3 separate regions of the Homo sapiens genome follow, and regions 1 and 3 are each linked to region 2. A link is a loop called in an ENCODE intact Hi-C map of the cell type or tissue named here. Cell type or tissue: endothelial cell of umbilical vein. All regions are shown on one strand. Each heading gives the region's core, and the rest is flanking DNA. Links, peaks and the distances in the headings are about the cores only. Region 1 overlaps GRIA1 (glutamate ionotropic receptor AMPA type subunit 1). Region 2 has its middle 130 kb from the start of NMUR2. Region 3 overlaps LOC107986464 (a long non-coding RNA gene).

Region 1 (2,500 bases), core at 1-2,500, 960 kb before region 2:
CAATCAGGGCTTGCAAACTCAATGCTTGCCAAAGCCAGCAGGTAAAGAAAATGGGAAGAATGGGCTGATTGGGAAAGAGGCCATGTAGATGGGGTTTACTCTGTCCCATCTCAGCAAATTGAGGCTGCATAGACCTGGGCCCTAGTGTTGCCAGATATTTTAATATTTAAAAATATTAGTCAAGACAAGATGTCCAAGTTCTAATGTGAAATTCCATGGTTCTTACACAGTGTATGGGCCCAGAACTCAGTCTCTGTGCTGGAACTGGCTTGTGGATGGCTATATTTGGTGACCCCTTCTGCAGATAGATAACCCTATTTATCGTTGAGGCTCAATTCAATCACCACCTCCTAGAGACAAACTCCACTCTTCAAGGAATCTTCAATACTCCATACAAATTGCTGCTATAGCACTTACAACATTACATTTTAATTTTCTCTTTACAGGATAGAAAATGTCTTACTATGGATAAAGTACTCCAGGGTGGGGAATGCAACTTACTGTTGTCTGCATTTGTAGCACTTTATGTCATGCCTAGGTTTGGTTGAGGGCTCAAAAATGCTTACTAAAGGGATGGAAGACTTTTTAGATTAAAGAGATTCTTAAAGTGTAATCCCCATAATAATTGCTATAGAATTCCTCCAGGGCCTACTCTTGAATATCTTGATTCAAGAAGTAAAAAGTTCATCATGAGTCTTGCTTTAAACAAGCTCCCTGAGTGAATTTTAAGTGCACTGAAGTTTGTGAACCTCTGGGCTAAACTGTTAGCTCCACAAGGAAAGAGGCTGTGCCTTCTTTCCTGGCCCCTATATTCCTAGCGTCTGGCCCAGTGTTTGGCATGAAGTAGGCATTCAGTATGTACTTGCTGAATGAATGAATGAATAAATAGGTGAATAAATTAAAAGGTAAGAATTAAGCTGCAACTATGCTACTCAGACCTCTAATAGTAATAATCTCAATCAGCATTTCATTTATTCCTTTATTTACACTTACCACAAAGGCACCAAAATAAGCTGGGTAGCTGATCAGTAAATATCTTCTCTATGCACAATCTCCCCAAACTCTACCCCTGTAAGCTTGGAAAAGTGCTTAAAGGAGATCCCAAGGCATTGGGTTGCTGATTCAATGGCTTTACTCTTTAACAATGGCAGACCAGGGAAGCAAGAAAGATTGAACACGAAGAAGGCACCAAACTCTCACCTTGGCCAGTAGTAGTAGCCATAGTCCTCTTCTATCTTCCCCACCTTCCCTACCATATAACCACCTCTCCTCATTTTTAGTCCCCTGCTGCTAACATGTCTAGCATGAACAGGTCCCATTACACTTCCTCTCCCTTCCCTTCTCCACCCTCTGGTGGAGGGACAATGAATAGCAAAATGCAAAGGGAAAAAATCAAATGACAGCAAAAATTATGAAAAAAAAACAAATAAAATTTGGTCATTTTCTAGATCTAAGACTTATTGGGCAGTTAATTTAAGGCAACTACTAATTCAGATTTCAAAAAACACAGCACAGAAAATTAGTCTGAATAAGATGCTTTTCTTGCTTTTCCATGTATCAGTAATGAGTACATTCTTCCTAAAACTGCTTTGCTCCCACTGACATTTTTTACTCAATTAAAATTGGGACAGATGTAAAGTTTTCCCAAACCAATGGACCACAGTGAACACAGCCCTAAAGTATTCCTAGCCTTACATGAAATTTAAGAGAGGCTCCTCCAGCCAGGCCACCATTTCCACCTAACTTGCCCAGTACCCCCTTTGGGATCTGGGAGCTAAAGAAAAGAAACACAAAGTCTAAGCACAAAATAAGATTATTGCTTCTCAGATAATCCCCATAACAATGTTTCCCACTAGACTGTAAGCTACCTGAGAGCAAGGGCATTTTATCATCTCTGTATTTCCAATATCTATTTCAGTTTATAGCTTTGAAGAAACACTTAAAGAATTAACTGAACGAACAAGACAGGAATTCATGGAAACCTGTACACTAGTTCATGGATGGCAGCATCAAGTTCAAGAACTCAGATTCATCCACTCCAGGCCTGTTGACCAAAATGAACAACATTGTCTGTATCATATTTCTGTCTCCCTAATAAACAGTCATTAACCCTATTAGAGATCAAGTCTTAGGTTGCTGAGATAACAAGACAGAAGCACCACCTTTTGCCTTAGAACCTTTTCTCCTATTTTTGTCTTTTATTTTCTTGCTGTGCCAGTCAACATCTTGACACTACTAGGAGAGCAGTTCACATCTCTTTCAACCAAAACCTGCTGTAGATATTTCTCAGCAGCATGAGTGAATACACACACCAGCTATTTATTCTTGATTCTCTATGCAAGTAATACAAAAGCTATAAAGTATGACAAAAGCTATGGAGCCCTGCTCCAGGAAATAAATTAGCACATGTATATGCGTTTAAACATTTATAGGTACACTGATGCCCCCAACCAAATGCCCCTTCCAAAGACCCTAATCAAAGCCACATTAAAAAGTAAAG
Region 2 (7,656 bases), core at 2,190-4,689:
CCAGAATTGGGAATTAGTTTCCAGCTATCCAAACCTACACTTTTTCAACTGAACTAGCATTTCCTACAATATTCCATGAAACAATATTCCCATAAGATGTTAAGTAATAGGTGTTCTACATTTTCTTAAGTCTGAAAAACAGTGGTCAAATGTAAATTTTTTCCTTGTTATACTGAATTTCTGGGTGGTTTTACTATGTTAATGTGCTCCATGACACTCAGAATGGAAGAGACCGTGTATTAGTTTTAAAACTTTATTGTACAAACACTTATTAACAAAATTAATCCAAGTGACTCAAGGAATACAGTTTGGGAAACTGTGTCCTGTATAGTAGGATGTTACACAAGTGAAGATCTTACTAGGAGTTTAAGGTACAACACAAATGTATTTCCCCCTCACATTTAGACCAGATCAATCTGATAGCCTCTGACTTAGTACATGGCTTGGTGTCACATTTAGAAAAACCACTATTTTAATGTTCAAATTTTAATTAAGGAGTCCTTTGAGTCTGTATCAGGCTTCCTTGTAGTAAAATCCCAGGAAATACTATATTCGTCTATTTTCTATTGCTTAAAATGCAATTCCTAAAAATGGGTGATTTGATAAGGAAAATAAATTTATTTCTTAGAGTTAGGAGGCTGAGAAGTCTAGGTTGAGAGGCCACATCTGATGAAGGTCTTCTTGCTGGTGGGGGCTCTCTGTGGAGTTCCGAGGTGGTACAGGACATTACATGGCGAGGGGGTCAAGTGTGCTAACGTACTAGCTCAAGCCTCTCTTCCTCCTCTTATAAAGCGCCAGTTCCCCTCCCATGATCATCCATTAGTCTATGGACAAAGTAATCCATTCCTGAGGGCAAAACCCTCATGGTTCAATCATCCTGAAAGGCCCCACCTCTCAATATTGCCGCATTGAGGATTAAGTTTCAACATAACTTTTGGAGGGGACATCCAAACCATAGCAGGTATATTTCAGAACTCCTACCAATTTAAGATTTTCTCTGTATCCATCTATTGCATCTAAACCTCATTTATCATAGTAAAGCAACTGACTGTAATTCAAAACTGCAAAACTCTCTTCAACCCACCCCAAGCTGACTCTTATCTTTCTTATCCCACCCACCTTGGTTTTTTCCCCTCTTCTAAGAGACATCTTTGCTCATTCCAAACTAAATCCATCCAGCCTATCTGTGCTCACTTCCATTAGCTCTCTTACCCACAATCCTGCTTTTACAATGAATCCCAGAAACAGCGTGGCAGGCAGAATTCCACTTGGCAGGCAGTAAAGGAAGAAAAGCTGTGAACACTCATACACTAACAATTGTTTTCTCCAACATATACTTCTCATTAATCATGCAAAGGCTTAATCTACTCTCTCTTTCATATTTATAATTCACACTCATTTTCAGTCTATTGTATATGTTGGAATAAACAATTAGTCATGTATTAGTGTTTACACCTTTCTGCCTCCACTGCCTGCAATCTATTAAACTTCAATTACTGTGACCTGGTAGAGGACATGAACTTCCATGAATTATTCTAGGTTGATAACTTATCCTGCCTGGAATTCTCTGATGACAAGGAAGCTGATTTTACTGTCTGAGGTCCACTACGTAACTCACATTTTGAACTAAATACTATATACTCTCCAGGCGGGTTTCCACTCCACTCTATATCTTGAAAAAAGATCTTAAACAACAAGGACCACTATAACACACTAGAGTTCACACTATACCAGAAGCAAGACAAAAAAAATGTCAGCAAAAGACAAATAAAAGATCTAGCACAGTCTCTTTGAATAATAATACGCTGGATTGATACTTCCTGTTTACTTTTAAAACCCCTTATATTCAGAACTGGACTGGGAACAGAAAATTTAAGTTCTTATATCATCCATCCCTCAACCAAATGACATTGAATACATCCCTTAAAATTTATAATTCTCAGTTTCTTCATCCATAAAACGAGTCAGTCAAACTGAAGTCCCTCTTGGCTCTAAAGTAATGTGATTTTATAGTATGCCTCAAGGTCTTTTAGGTACTTCGAGCAGTGGTTAAATGATCAGGTTCTGGGTTTGAATCTCAGCTTTGCTATTTACTGCTTGTATGACCTTGAACAAATTAATTATTCTCTCTGGGTCTCACTTCCCTAATCTATGAAACTGAAATAATAATAACCTACCCTACAAATTTTGGAGATTAAAGTAATGCATTTAAAGTACTTCAAACTTAGTTCCTAGACCCTAGTTACAGCTCAGTACATAGAAATTATTATCAACACCATTATAGGTTTTTTAAAATTTATTCCACACCCATTAAATGTCTGGCATAGTGTTCAGTGAACAGGTGCTGATCTGGGTATATCTCAGGCCTATGTTCACTTCACTTCCAGATAAATATTCCTTAAATAATACAAAACTATTGCCTTTTAATCATTAACCTTATTTTGACTTCTTATGCCTAGTGCTATACAGAAACTTATTTATTCAAAGACTTAATGTAGTACTTAAGTGCTAGACACTTTTCTAAACACTGTAAAAATATAAACTCAATCTTTCCATAATCCTATGAGTTGAATATATTATCATCTCACTTTCTCTATGAGGAATTTGAGTTGGTAACATGCCCCAGAGTATGTTCCAACAACTAGTATGTGCCACAGCTGGGATTTGGACTCAGGTGGCCTGTCTGTAAAAACTGTGTTTGTCCCACCAGGCCACACTGCCAGCCTTACACGCTACCATTCTTGGACTTATCCCATCTTGAATGGTTAACTAGTCTCTTCCCATTCTTCTGAAAAGTCCAGGCATTTCACTCATTTACGTTGCTGTACATTTAACTCTGCCTTCCTTCCCACCCCTTTCTAACCATCAAGTGGCGTCTTCCAGGTTCAACGCTCTACAGACCCAAATCTAAGACATCCATCAAGACTTCTTGCAATTTTCTCCCTTTCGATGTTGTCAGCTGTTTCTTCCGCTCACTCTGATGTCTTCTGTCTTGGTCTATTTCACTTGCAAGCAAAAGGGATGGGTAACATGTAATTTTTTGCACATGACTCCTCCTGCACATCCCACTAAACTGTAATTACCAAGAGACCAGGGTCTGTAGGATTCTTTCGCATTTTGTTCTCATGGTTGGTGGTCTGTCTCAAAACAGCCCTAGAAATTCCCTTATAAGCTAAAACATTAGGATGTATAGCATTTATTCGATCCCATTTTCTCCTCAAAGCAAATCTGACAACAGATACAATAGTCTTATTTGGCATAAGCTAGCCTACAGTGACATCTGGTGGCTATATTCTTAAAAGGTTTACAAACATTCACTAAAAGGGTAAGGTTTGTTCCTTAAGGAAAAGTTGCATTATCTATCAAAGCATGTGTCAGAACTGAGCTACCCACCAAGAGGGCAGGAAGAATCTGGTGAGATCTACACTCAGTCCTGAAGTACGGAGCACCTCCCCTCAGAAGGAGAAAGCACAGAAACTGAGGACAACTACACAGAAGTTGAAGTTCTGTGTTCCAGTCCTGACTGTTAGTGCCTGGAGAGTAGACAGGCCTCTGTTTCTCTCTGGGCCTTGGTTATCTATTTTGTTTTAATGATGGAAATAAACTCAGCCTCTAAGTTCTTTCCTCCCTAATAAAACAGAATATAATCTACAAATAAATACATACAATTTCTCTCAAATATCTAGTGCCAAGTAAAGTTAGTTATGATTTCTCATTTAAACATCACCTGTCTTATACAAGTACATCATAGAATTAGCCAAAATTAAGAGGCTAAAATCTCTCTCATACCAGTAGTAACAATAGTACCATTCACAAGAGTAATAATAACCGCTAACAATGCTATGTAATATGTATTCTTGTATGTATAACCTCATACTGTTAGACACAACTGAGGAGCCTTAAGCAGCAGACAGTCCCAGATGGCATCTTATGACTCAGGATGCCTCTGCGGAAGAGGTTGGGTCTACACAAAAGCCTCATAGGGCCGGCCTTCATAGCTGGAGAGCATCAACATGGGATTACAACCCCGTCTGTCCTATAAGACTTTAATGCCTCTTCTCTTATCTCACAGCCCTACCTGTAGTCATACAGGAGGCAGAGCAGTCCTGTTAAGCACAAGTGAGCAAATGTCCAAGCTGTCCAACCATCCCTCGCCTTCTCCATTGGTAACCAAGCCTGGATTAGGCTCAACAGAAAAGGGGTAAAGGCAAAAACTGGAAGAACTCTTGAAGCTGATATTAGACTGGATGCCTGGAAAAGGATGCCTGGATGCCTGGAGAAGTTTATTACTACTACAAGTGACATCAGAAGCTATGGAATATACTCAAGGTACTGTCAGGGCTATAGAAAGGCGGTTTGACACAGTACAGAGTAACAGCAATAGTAAAAGAATAAAGTTGCTTTCTGTTGGAGGTTTACTTAATCTGCCTCATTCAATAACCATATTTACTATTATGGACTGAATAGAATTGCCCATTTTGAATGACGGGTAAGCAGAAGAAATAACCTAATACAGAACCTCTGAAAGAATGAAAGAGATATGGAATACGAGAGATAGCAAAGAAAATAATACATTCCAACTGCTTTTCCCTGTTAAGGAAATATGAATGCTCTAAAACATGAAATAAATCCACAACACACAATAAAAAGAAAAGTAACAGTACAGGAATACTGGTATTGCATATACTGTCTAAAAGGATGAGGAGTTAAAGCAGAAATGGCATTTATGAAAAATAGTAAGTCAGTGATGTTGCAGGCAGGCTTGAAAAAATCACATATAATGTTGAAGTCAAAAAAGACCAAAATAAAAATGATTAGTGAAAAATATAACTATGTAGACGGGAGCAGATACTAGAGGACCATTACAGGAACAATTGCTTCCCCTGAAAAAGAAGAAAAACTAATTGCAATAGAAAAAAATATTCAAATAGGTATTGGAAGAAAATAATTTAGAAGTGAAGGCAAGAGTTTATCTGAAGGTCCAACAGGTTTCTCATTTTCCAGGGAAATTTAAGAATGTCTGAAATCACAATTCTGCTTAAGTTGTTAGACTTTAACAATAAAAGTGTGTTACATTTGAGTCCCACTAGAATTGCAAAAAAAAAAAAAAAAAAAAAAAAGAAGAAGAAGAAAGAAAGAAAGAAAAGAAAAGAAAGAGAAAAAAAAGTATCTTAAAAGCATAAGGTACAGAAGTGGTTACTGAAACAGGAAGAAAAGAGATATCAGGCCCTGACTTCTGGGACAGTTTAGATGCAAATAGCTGAGTTATGCCTACTTAGTTTTAACAGGGAACTGCATATTTGTAAAACATTGCACTCAATAAATGGAGAAAACACATTTACCCTGCACTTCTCCCCTAAACTCCAAATTCATTCCAGAGGCTACTCTTTATCACCCAATTATCTAATAGACAACCCAAAAACAAAATTTCCAAAACCAAACTCCCAGTCTTCCCCTGACAATTAGGTCCCAGTTTCTCCACATTTAAGTTAACAAAAATGCATTTTCTCTTCACTCAAACAAAAAAACCCAGCAGAGTCATTTTTAACATTTCGTTCTACCACTCCGCACATCTGAACTATGTAGAAATCCCATTGGCTCCACTTTGAAAATAAAGCCTAATTTGAACATTTCTTACCACCTCCCCTGCCATCACCCTTTTCCACATCACTACTATTTGTAACCAGGATTATTAAACCAGCTTCCTAGTTGTGTCTGCTTTCATCCTTACCCCTAGTTGTTTATTCTTAGGGAGATCCTGTGTTTCATCCTCTAACTTGGGACATTTTTGAAAGTGAAAGGGGCTAGGACAATAGGCATAAACTAGGATCGTCCTGCACAAGGCAGGGCGTATGATCCTTCTACTTAATCTTAATACAGAAGCCAGGAGTGTTTTGTTTTCTGTTTTGTTTTTGAAATGGAGTCTCACTCTGTCATCCAGGCTGTAGTGCAGTGGTGTAATCTTGGCTCACTGCAGCCTCCACCTCCCGAGTTCAAGTGATTCTCCTGCCTCAGCCTCCTCAGTAGCTGAGATTACAGGCATGCACCATCACATCTGGCTGATTTTTGTATTTTTAATAGATAATGGGTTTCACCATGTTGGCCAGGGTGGTCTCAAACTCCTTACCTCAAGTGATCCTCCCCCCTCACATCTCAAAGTGCTGGGATTACAGGCATGAGCCACAGTGCCCATTCAGCCAGGAGATCTTTTTAAAACAAGAGTCCTGCCACTCCTGCTCAAAGGCTTCTCATCTCCTTGGCTTAAAAGCCAATGTCCTTCCAATGACCTACAAAGTTCTCCATGTTCTGGCTGCCTGACATCTCTGACCACACCTCTCTCTTTCCCCTCTCCCTTTACTCCAGCCACAAGTCCTACTTTTTCTGAAAACTGCCAGGCACCTCCTGCCTCCAAGCCTTTGCCTTGAGGCTCCTCCTGGAAATGCTTTCCCCTCCCCCATTGCCTCTGTGTGACTTACTCTTTCATTCCTAGCAGGCTTTGCTCAAATGTCACCTCATTAGCAAGTCTTCCCTGACAACCCTGTTTAAAATTGCAATCTCCTCCCCCAGCTCCCATGTCTTTTATTTATAGCACTTATAACTTGCCCATACTTCTATATTGCTTACTTATTACATTTTGCTGTTTGTCTCCTCTCATCACTGCCCCACTTGAATGTGAGTTCCACGAAGGCACATTTTTTTCCTGCTTCTTTTCTCTGACCTAGTCCTTATGATACAACAGTAAATGGAAATAAATGAAGACCAACCCAATGACAACAAGCAAGTCCTATTTGTTCAGAGCTTGCTGTAGTAAGGGAGCCAGCCACCACCCCTAGTGTTTTAACAGAGACTCAAAGGCAGGCAGGGCAGTGGAGAAGCTTTAGAGTGGATACACTGGAACACTTCAGGTGTGCCCTGACTGTAAGCTAGTGGTCTGGGGAGGCTGTAGGTCATTTACTAAATGTGGGGCATCCTATGTGATCAGTTAGGGGTATTTATTTGGCTTTGTCTGATCCAAAGTTGGTATTGATATGGGAGGGGGGCAGAGAAGTGCTCGACAGAGAAGGGCAGTGTCCCTGGTAAGGGCTCCACCCTCAGTCCTGTGCCCACAGACCTAAGTGAGAACAGGCACTCCTGTTTTCACACTCAAATGATGTATTTTCCAAGACCACTCTGGCCTGCCTTGGCCCCCATTTTGTGCCCATAAAAACTCCCAGACCATAGCCAGCACAGACACAAGCTGCTGGACGTCAGGAGGAGCAGAAGAGCACACTGACAGACACCAGTAGATACCGGCAGTCCATTGACGGCGGGACAACATGGAATTCGATCTGAGGCAGTTGGAAGAGAGTCCCGCAGCTGGGTGACCCGACTCCAGGGAAAGACCACCTTCCCACTCCATCCCCCTTCTGGCTCCTTATCCACCAATCTGAGAGCTACCTCCATCACTCAATAAAACTTTGCACCCATCCTCCAAGCTCACATGTGATCCCATTGTTTCGGTACACCAGGGCAGGAACCCAGGACACAGAAAGCCCTCTGTCCTTGTGATAAGGCAGAGGGTCTAATTGAGCTGATTAACACAAGCCGCCTGCAGACAGCAAAGCTGAAAGAGCACACTGTAACACAGGCCCACTGGGGCTTCAGGAGCTGTAAACA
Region 3 (7,656 bases), core at 2,124-4,623, 1.4 Mb before region 2:
TCTCCTCCTCCATGGCCAACACTCTGCAAATTGGTGAGGGAGGAGGAGGCGTTTGCGTCTGGGAATCCGGGAGGGCAGGGTGCGTCGGTCTGTCCTCAGAGTACCCGCAACCTGCGGAGGGACTCACAGCCCTCTGCTGAATGAATGGGTGTTCACTCCTGCTCTGAGCCCTTTTTCTCCCTGCTCTGCTTTCTTTTTATCCAGCGCCTGGTTTTGGCACCTATCCATGGATCTACTGAAAGGTGAGCTACTCTAGACATCATTTTATTTTCATCTGAAGCTCTTGAAGATCAAAAAAACAAGCTGCTTTTCACAAAATCGAAAGAGTCCTGGAATGTCAGAGTTGAATGAGCATTGAGAGGGTGCACTGACATGCAGAATGGTGGCTCCTGAGGCCCTGTGACAAACAGAGGGTGAACCAAGAGTAGAGGCAGGCTTCTATGCAAACATTTCTAGGCGATATTGTAAATAATACAGTTGTGTATCAGAAAGAACAAAGATTCTGAAATCCAGCTTGCTTCATATTCCAGTCTCACCTACAGACTGTGTGAGCTTGGTTAGGATTTTCTCAAGCCTTTGATTCTCTCTCTGTAGAATGATGATGTTGTCTATCTAAAAAGATGATTGTTTTTAAATGAGATAAAGCAGATGAAGGTGCTGTGTGAATTAACACACTGCTGTTGCGTGAGGGAAATGACTCTCCCACCTGGTGTTTTAGACCTGGAGCCTTCTGACCACAGGTTCTCAAGGATTTTTAGTTTCTTGCTTGCTCCACATTCTTTGTCATGTTGCTCTGAAACCTGCCTCCCTGTCACACCCCAACCCTCTCCTACACTGGGTTTTAATATTTTCCTCCTGAGGCTTTCTCTCCCAGATAACCTTAAGTGAGCCACATAAGCTCTCTGAGATCTGGTTTCCACATCTGTAAGACAGGCTAACTCTTTGTTCTCAACTATTTGTTGAGATTTTGCAGATGAAATGAGATAATATATACACATGTACATCATGCACAAGTGACCCTTCACCACTCCGAGTTGGAACTGTGCGGGTCCACTTACACTCAGATGTTCTTTTACCTCCGCCACCTCTTAGACAGCAAGACCAGTCCCTCTTCCTCCTCCTCCTCCTCCTACTCAATGTGAAGATGAGGATAAAGACTTTTATGATGATCAGCTTCCACATAATAAGTAGTAAATATATTTTTTTCTTCCTTAGCTCACTTTAGGGTAAGAGTACAGTATATAATACATGTAATACATAAAAATGTGTATTAATTGGCCAGGCATGGTGGCTCCTGCCTGTAATCTCAGCACTTTGGGAGGATGAGGCAGTCGGATCATGAGGTCAGGAGTTCGAGACCAGCCTGACCAACATGGTGAAACCTTGTCTCTACTAAAAATACAAAAATTAGCTGGGCGTGGTGGCACACACCTGTAGTCCCAGCTACTTGGGAGGGTGAGGCAGGAGAACCGCTTGAACCCGGGAGACAGAGGTTACAGAGAGCCGAGATCGTGCCAATTACTCCAGCCTGGGTGACAGAGAGAGACTCCATCTAAAAAAAAAAAAAAGTATTAATAGACTGTTTATGTTATCCGTATGGCTTCTAGTGAACAGTAGGGTATTAGCAGTTAAGTTTTGGGGGAAGTCAAAAGTTAGACAGAGATTTTTGACTGTTCCTGGGGTTGGCTCCCTAACACCCACGTTGTTCAAGGGTTAACTGTACTGCAAATAATGTACATGTATAGAAGGCGTATAATACATGTATATGTGTTTCATAGCACAGCGCCAGGTAGGGATGCTTATTAAATAGCTTGTATTTCTGATTCCATTTCCCTGTTCACACAAGTCGATATTATTTTTTCACTGGGGGGATTAGAGAAGGTTTCCTGGAGCAGGTGAGAATTGAGCTGGGCTTTGAAGGACTGGAGAATGTTCACAAATATGGAAGAATGAGGGTGTGGTTGGGTGTGGTGAGGGGAGGTTTGGAACAGAAAAATAAGTGGGAAGTCTCAGGTTTGTTTAGGGAATCAAGAAGAGGCCATTTTGGTTCGAGCTGATGGTTCATTGGGGGAACCAGAAAGACATAAATTTGAAAGAATAGATTGCAGTTCTGGAATTAGAAAATATAGAGTTGGAAGTGACCCAGGGGGTCACTGGCCCAATCTTTTATCTGCAGCAGGAATGAGTATGTGCGGCATGGTAGTAATGATAGCCTAGTCTGAGGCTCAACTCTCCTGTGTGTTCTTGGATAAATTACATGTCATCTCTGATCTGAATTTCTCCTCTGTGTGACAGAAATAATAATCCTTGACCAGCCTCCTCTGTTATTGTCATGAAAATTTAGGGAGGTTTGGGCTGAGGATTCATTAAGAAGTTGGGCAAGGGACTCCTTTCTCTTCTCCAAGCCTTGATTTTACTGTCCACACACACACACAAAACAAAGACCCCATCTGCCTCCAGGGTGTAGAGGTTGTGAGTCTAGCCAGGTTATAGGCACCCAGGAGGGGAGAGGAAGGCAACCTGGGAGGGGCCCAGGGGAGTGGAGGGGCTGCCGCTCTAGGCACAGCCAGGATTCTTTCTCACTCTCCCCACGGGCTTCTACTGTGGGGGCTCCTGTGGGTCCCACAGCTGGAATTCTCTCCTTGCTGCCTGCCTCTTCTTGCTGGGATGGGTCACACAGCTCATGGGTGACCAGCTCCTGATCATCCATTCCTGCACAGCCAGCCCCTGGATGCCCTGAAGGAGCTATGCCAGCTTCCCCTCTTCTCTCCATCATCTCCCTCCATCTCCACCCTGACTTTAGTGGCTTCATCTCCTAAGCTCATTCTCAAGGAGAGACCCCATGAGGGCAAGTACCTTACTATTCTGGACACTCCTGCTTTTTCATTTCAGCATTAGCATCACAGTTTCCAAAGCACCCTCCCTGTTGAGAAGCATGCCAGGCAGGACTCCTGGCCACATTTAGTGGGTGGGTAAATGGAGACAGGCCAAGGGAATGCCCCTGGGAGAGACAAAGCTAGACTCCTAGCCTGGTGCTCTCACACGATTCTGGAGGCTCTCAAACTTGGAGGGGCATAAGGATTGGGAGTTTGGTACAACACAGACACCTAGGCTGTCATCCCTAGAGAGCTGATCCACAGCAACATCAGGGGAGCCTGAGCATTTGTGTTTTTGATAGGCACTTGGGGATGGTGACATAAATAAGTTTGAGGACCCCTGCAAAGTACTTCACCTTTGAGATCCCAGGAGTGAGGTGGAGACATCCAGAGGGAAAAGTAACCTTTACGGAGTCACCAACTCTGTCGGGCACTTTATGTGCATTTTCACCATAGAATGAGACACTACTATTCCCGTTTCATATATAAGCAAACTGAGGCCTGGGGAGGTTAAATGGTTTATCCAGTCTCACAGCTGGTAAGTAGAAAAGCTGGGATTTGAACTTGGGTCTCATAGCTCCAGGGCAGCCTAAATTCCTTCTACCTAAACCTTTCCAGTGCAAACATCCCAGGCCCCTTCATCCTCATATCTAAGGCTCCTACCTGTCTTTTCTCTCTGGGGTTAAACATTACTTTCAGATCCCCCAGCCAGTGGGAAAGGTCTCTTTTCTTTGCAATGCTCCTCTTCAGCCAGCAGGTGTCAGCCCTGGACTGAGTATGTGGGTAAGGGGCGTGCAAAGCTAATGGGAGGAACGTAATCATTTGTTTTCCTCTCCCGGTTTTATAGCCCCTCCGTCCCTCCCAAATTCTAGCTATCCTTTTAGATATGTTTTTGCTAAGCTGGTGCTGTTACCTCACAATCTTCCAGGTTGGGATGCCCCAGGAATTCCGAATCCCCTAGAGCCATCCGGTGGTAGATTTGGAAGTAAGCTGCAGCTGTAGTTTACATTTGCCAAGTATATGCTTGGCACCCTGTTCCGAGCTTTCTATGCTTTACCTTGTTCAGTCCTCCCCATCCCCACAAACCTCCCTGGGTTAGGTGCTAGCAATTCACCCGTTTTCTCAGAAGAGGAAACTGGAGCTTTCAGAGGCTAAGAAAGTTGGCCAAGGTCAAGTTGCTGGGTATGTGGCAGAGCCAGGCTTGAACCTAGAAGCTCTGGCTACAGATCTGCGGAGGCGCGTGACCATTACACTCTCTTTTATGCAGATGAGGAAACTGACGTCTCGGCAAGGAAGGGATTTACTCCTGTGGAACCAAGTGCCAGGATGAGAACCCAGGACTTGTTGTAATTCTGGGCCTTCTCTAATTCTTGCCCTTGCCCAGCTGTGGATGAGGGCTTGGGCAGCAGGGAATCCCTGGGGAGGCTCCCCACCTCCCCACCCTCCCCAGGCACCAGCACATCGACCAGACAAAGGATAATTGGTGCATGCTGTGCTCAGAGCCAAGCTGAAGCGGCAGGGTCTCGACACCCCTCCATGCCCGGGGGGTGTGGCATCGCAGAGCAGGGACCTTGTCAGTCCTGTCACCATGCATCGCCAGCTCCTCGCAGGGTCTGGCATGGAGGTAGTGCTCAATTCATATTTATGAGTATGTAGACATTCCTCCTCTTTGGCTTTCTCCCGAGGCCCTGCTCCAGGCTTGCCGCAGGAGAGCATGGGTGGCCCTGAGCCAGCGCATTCCTCCTCTTTGGGGTCCGCTAGCCTTTCTGGGGGCAACTCATTTGGTTTCTTAGCATGAACTACTTGTTCTCCAACTTTCCAGATCGGCCATTTATCTCTCCTGCCTCCACTCTAGACGGCAAGACCCTAGGGGGCAACCTCTCAGAACACCTTATATGCTGCCTGGTGTCTAGCAAAAGATGGAATATAAAATAAACTATTTATGAAAAACTATAATCCATTATTTTATCCAAGCAGTACACATTCATTGTTGCAAAATGGAAAATAAGCTAAGGGAGGAAAATTAAAATCATTCCCATGATAATAGGATCCTTTCCTTCCATGATATTTTAATGGAATTGATTTTTTCCCTTTCTCTTTTTATTGTATAAGAAATACATTTCTTGTACAAGTGTAAAAATTACAGATAAGCATAAGCAAAAATGTTTTAATTTATTGGGAATACCACTTTCTAAACCTGTTAATAGTTCCATTAACAATTGTAATGGTAATAACCACCTCTATTTGTTGAGGGCCTACTATGTAATAGCAGTTTTACATAATTTTTTAGAAGTTTATTGAGGTGTAATTTCCATATATGAAGTCCATCCATTTTAATTCCTTAATCATTTCAATTCAGAGTTTTTTTAGTGAGTTTAAAAAGTTGTGCAACCATCAGCATAGTCCAGTTTTAGAATATTTCTATCATCGCAGTAAAACCCCTTAGGCTCATTTACAGTTAATCCTAGTTCCTACCCTCAGCCCCAGGTGGCCACTAATCTACTTTCTGTCTCTGCAGTTTTCCTTTTCTGGACATTTCATATAAATGGAATAACATACTAGATGGTCTTTTGTGTTTGATCTGTACACTGATGATTTTAGGTTCAGCCTCTCATTTACAGATGAGGAAACTGAGGCTTAGTGAGGACAAGTGATTGCTGGACATAGTTACACAGGGAGAGACTGGGGCTTCCTGGATTCAGCTGAGGTCTGTCTGACTCTCAAGTGTAAACTTGTAGCCACCCTCCTCCACCACCTTGTCACATTACATTACTTTTTATGTTCTAGCTGTTGCAATGATATATTCATATATATTTTTTCTCCCAAAAGGATCAAACTTATACATTCTGTTGCCACTTCTTTTTCATTCAATAATAGATCAATAATAATAACAATGAGTAGGATGTCTCCATGTGAATTAATATACGCCTGCAATACCTAGAGTAGATTTTCGATAAGTACAAGGTAGCAGTTAAGGGTATAGGCTTTGGAACCAGACTGCCTGGATTTAGATACCAATTCTGTCACTTATCAGCCATATGCTGTAGACAGAATGTTTGTGTCCCCCCAAAATCCACATATTAAAACTTAATCCCCAATGTGAGAATACTTGTGGGGTTTTGGGTAGGTAATTGGTTTACGAGGGCTGAGCCCTCATGGATGGGATGAAAACTCTTATAAAAGAGGCTCCAGAGAGATCCCTCTTGTCTTCTCTTCCTCATGTGAGGAAGACACAGCAAGAAGTCGGGTGTCTATGAATCAGGAAGCTGGCCTTCACCACACACTGAATTTGCTGATGTCTTGGTCTTGGACTTCTTAGCCATGAGAACTGTGAGAAAGAAATCTCTGTTGTTGATGCTGGAGAGGATGTGGGGGAAATAGGAATGCTTTTACACTGTTGGTGGGAGTGTATATTAGTTCAACCATAGTGGAAGACAGTGTGGCAATTCATCCAGGATCTAGAACCAGAAATATCATTTGACACAGCAATCCCATTACTGGGTACATACTCAAAGGATTATAAATCATTCTGCTATAAAGACACATGCGTATGTGTGTTTACTGCAACACTATTTACAATAGCAAAGACTTGGAACCAACCCAAATGCCCATCAATGATAGACTGGATAAAGAAAATGTGGCATATATACACCATGGAATACTATGAAACCATAAGAAAAATGAGTTCATGTCCTTTGCAGGGACATGGATGAAGCGGGAAGCCATCATTCTCAGCAAACTAACACAGGAACAGAAAACCAAACACCGCATGTTCTCATTCATAAGTGGGAGTTGAACAATGAGAACACATGGACACAGGGAAGGGAACATCACACACTGGGCCTGTTAGCGGGTTGGGGGAAAGGGGAGGGAGAGCACTAGGACAAATACCTAATGCATTTGGGGCTTAAAACCTAGATGATGGGTTGATAGGTGCAGCAAACCACCATGGCACATGTATACCTATGTAACAAATCTGCACGTTCAGCACATGTATCCCAGAACTCCAAAGTAAAATTATAAATCATGCTGCTATAAAGACACATGCACACGTATGTTTATTGCAGCACTCTTCACAATAGCAAAGACTTGGAACCAACCCAAATGTCCAACAATGATAGACTGGATTAAGAAAATGTGGCAGATATACACCATGGAATACTATGCAGCCATAAAAAAGGATGAGTTCATGTCCTTTGTAGGGACATGGATGAAGCTGGAAACCATCATTCTCAGCAAACTATCACAAAAAACCAAACACCGCATGTTCTCACTCATAGGTGGGAATTGAACAATGAGAACACATGGACACAGGAAGGAGAACATCACACTCTGGGGCCTGTTGTGGGGTGGGGGGACGGGGGAGGGATAACATTAGGAGATATACCTAATGTTAAATGATGAGTTAATGGGTGCAGCACACCAACATGGCACATGTATATATGTAACTAACCTGCACATTGTGCACATGTGCCCTAAAACTTTAAAGTATAATAAAAAAAAATAAAAAAGAAATCTCTGTTTTTGATAAGCAACTCAGTGTTTTGTTATAGCAGCCCAAATGGACTAAGAGACCATGTGACTTTAAGACTGTTACTTAACTGCTCTGTGCCTCAGTTTCCTTATCTATAAAAAGCAGATGTGAATGCCAATCTCATAAGGCTGCTGTGATAATTAAATGAACTAATATATGGAGAGCACCTAGTGCCCTGTAACCACTCAATCCATGTCAGCAGTGTTTGTTGCAACTGTTGAACTCATGAACAAACCCCAGAATTTG

What was found. Peaks named below come from ENCODE experiments on the same cell type or tissue, not always from the same donor. Only the 100,000 strongest peaks of a DNase experiment are listed, where the experiment ranks them.
Region 1: a loop joins it to region 2, with 26 times the contacts of the local background. A loop is called at or near these places in 14 of 110 quality-filtered maps.
Region 3: it touches region 2 in a loop (21-fold over the local background); 93 of 110 quality-filtered maps call a loop at or near these places.

The regions. Positions count from the first base shown.
Region 1 is chr5:153,495,807-153,498,306 of GRCh38, reverse strand. The region is part of intron 2 of GRIA1 (glutamate ionotropic receptor AMPA type subunit 1); the gene reads right to left. Among named protein-coding and RNA genes, the nearest start is that of GRIA1, 6.4 kb to the right of the region's middle. In endothelial cell of umbilical vein, for the core only: a CTCF peak has its summit at 1,350 (motif pointing left); a DNase peak (open chromatin) is centred at 1,316.
Region 2 is chr5:152,528,444-152,536,099 of GRCh38, reverse strand. No RefSeq gene overlaps it. Among named protein-coding and RNA genes, the nearest start is that of NMUR2, 130 kb to the right of the region's middle. In endothelial cell of umbilical vein, for the core only: no CTCF peak of the experiment used is centred there; a DNase peak (open chromatin) is centred at 3,279.
Region 3 is chr5:153,961,208-153,968,863 of GRCh38, reverse strand. All of the region lies in intron 1 of LOC107986464 (a long non-coding RNA gene), which reads left to right. Among named protein-coding and RNA genes, the nearest start is that of LINC01861, 66 kb to the right of the region's middle. In endothelial cell of umbilical vein, for the core only: a CTCF peak has its summit at 3,632 (motif pointing right); a DNase peak (open chromatin) is centred at 3,703.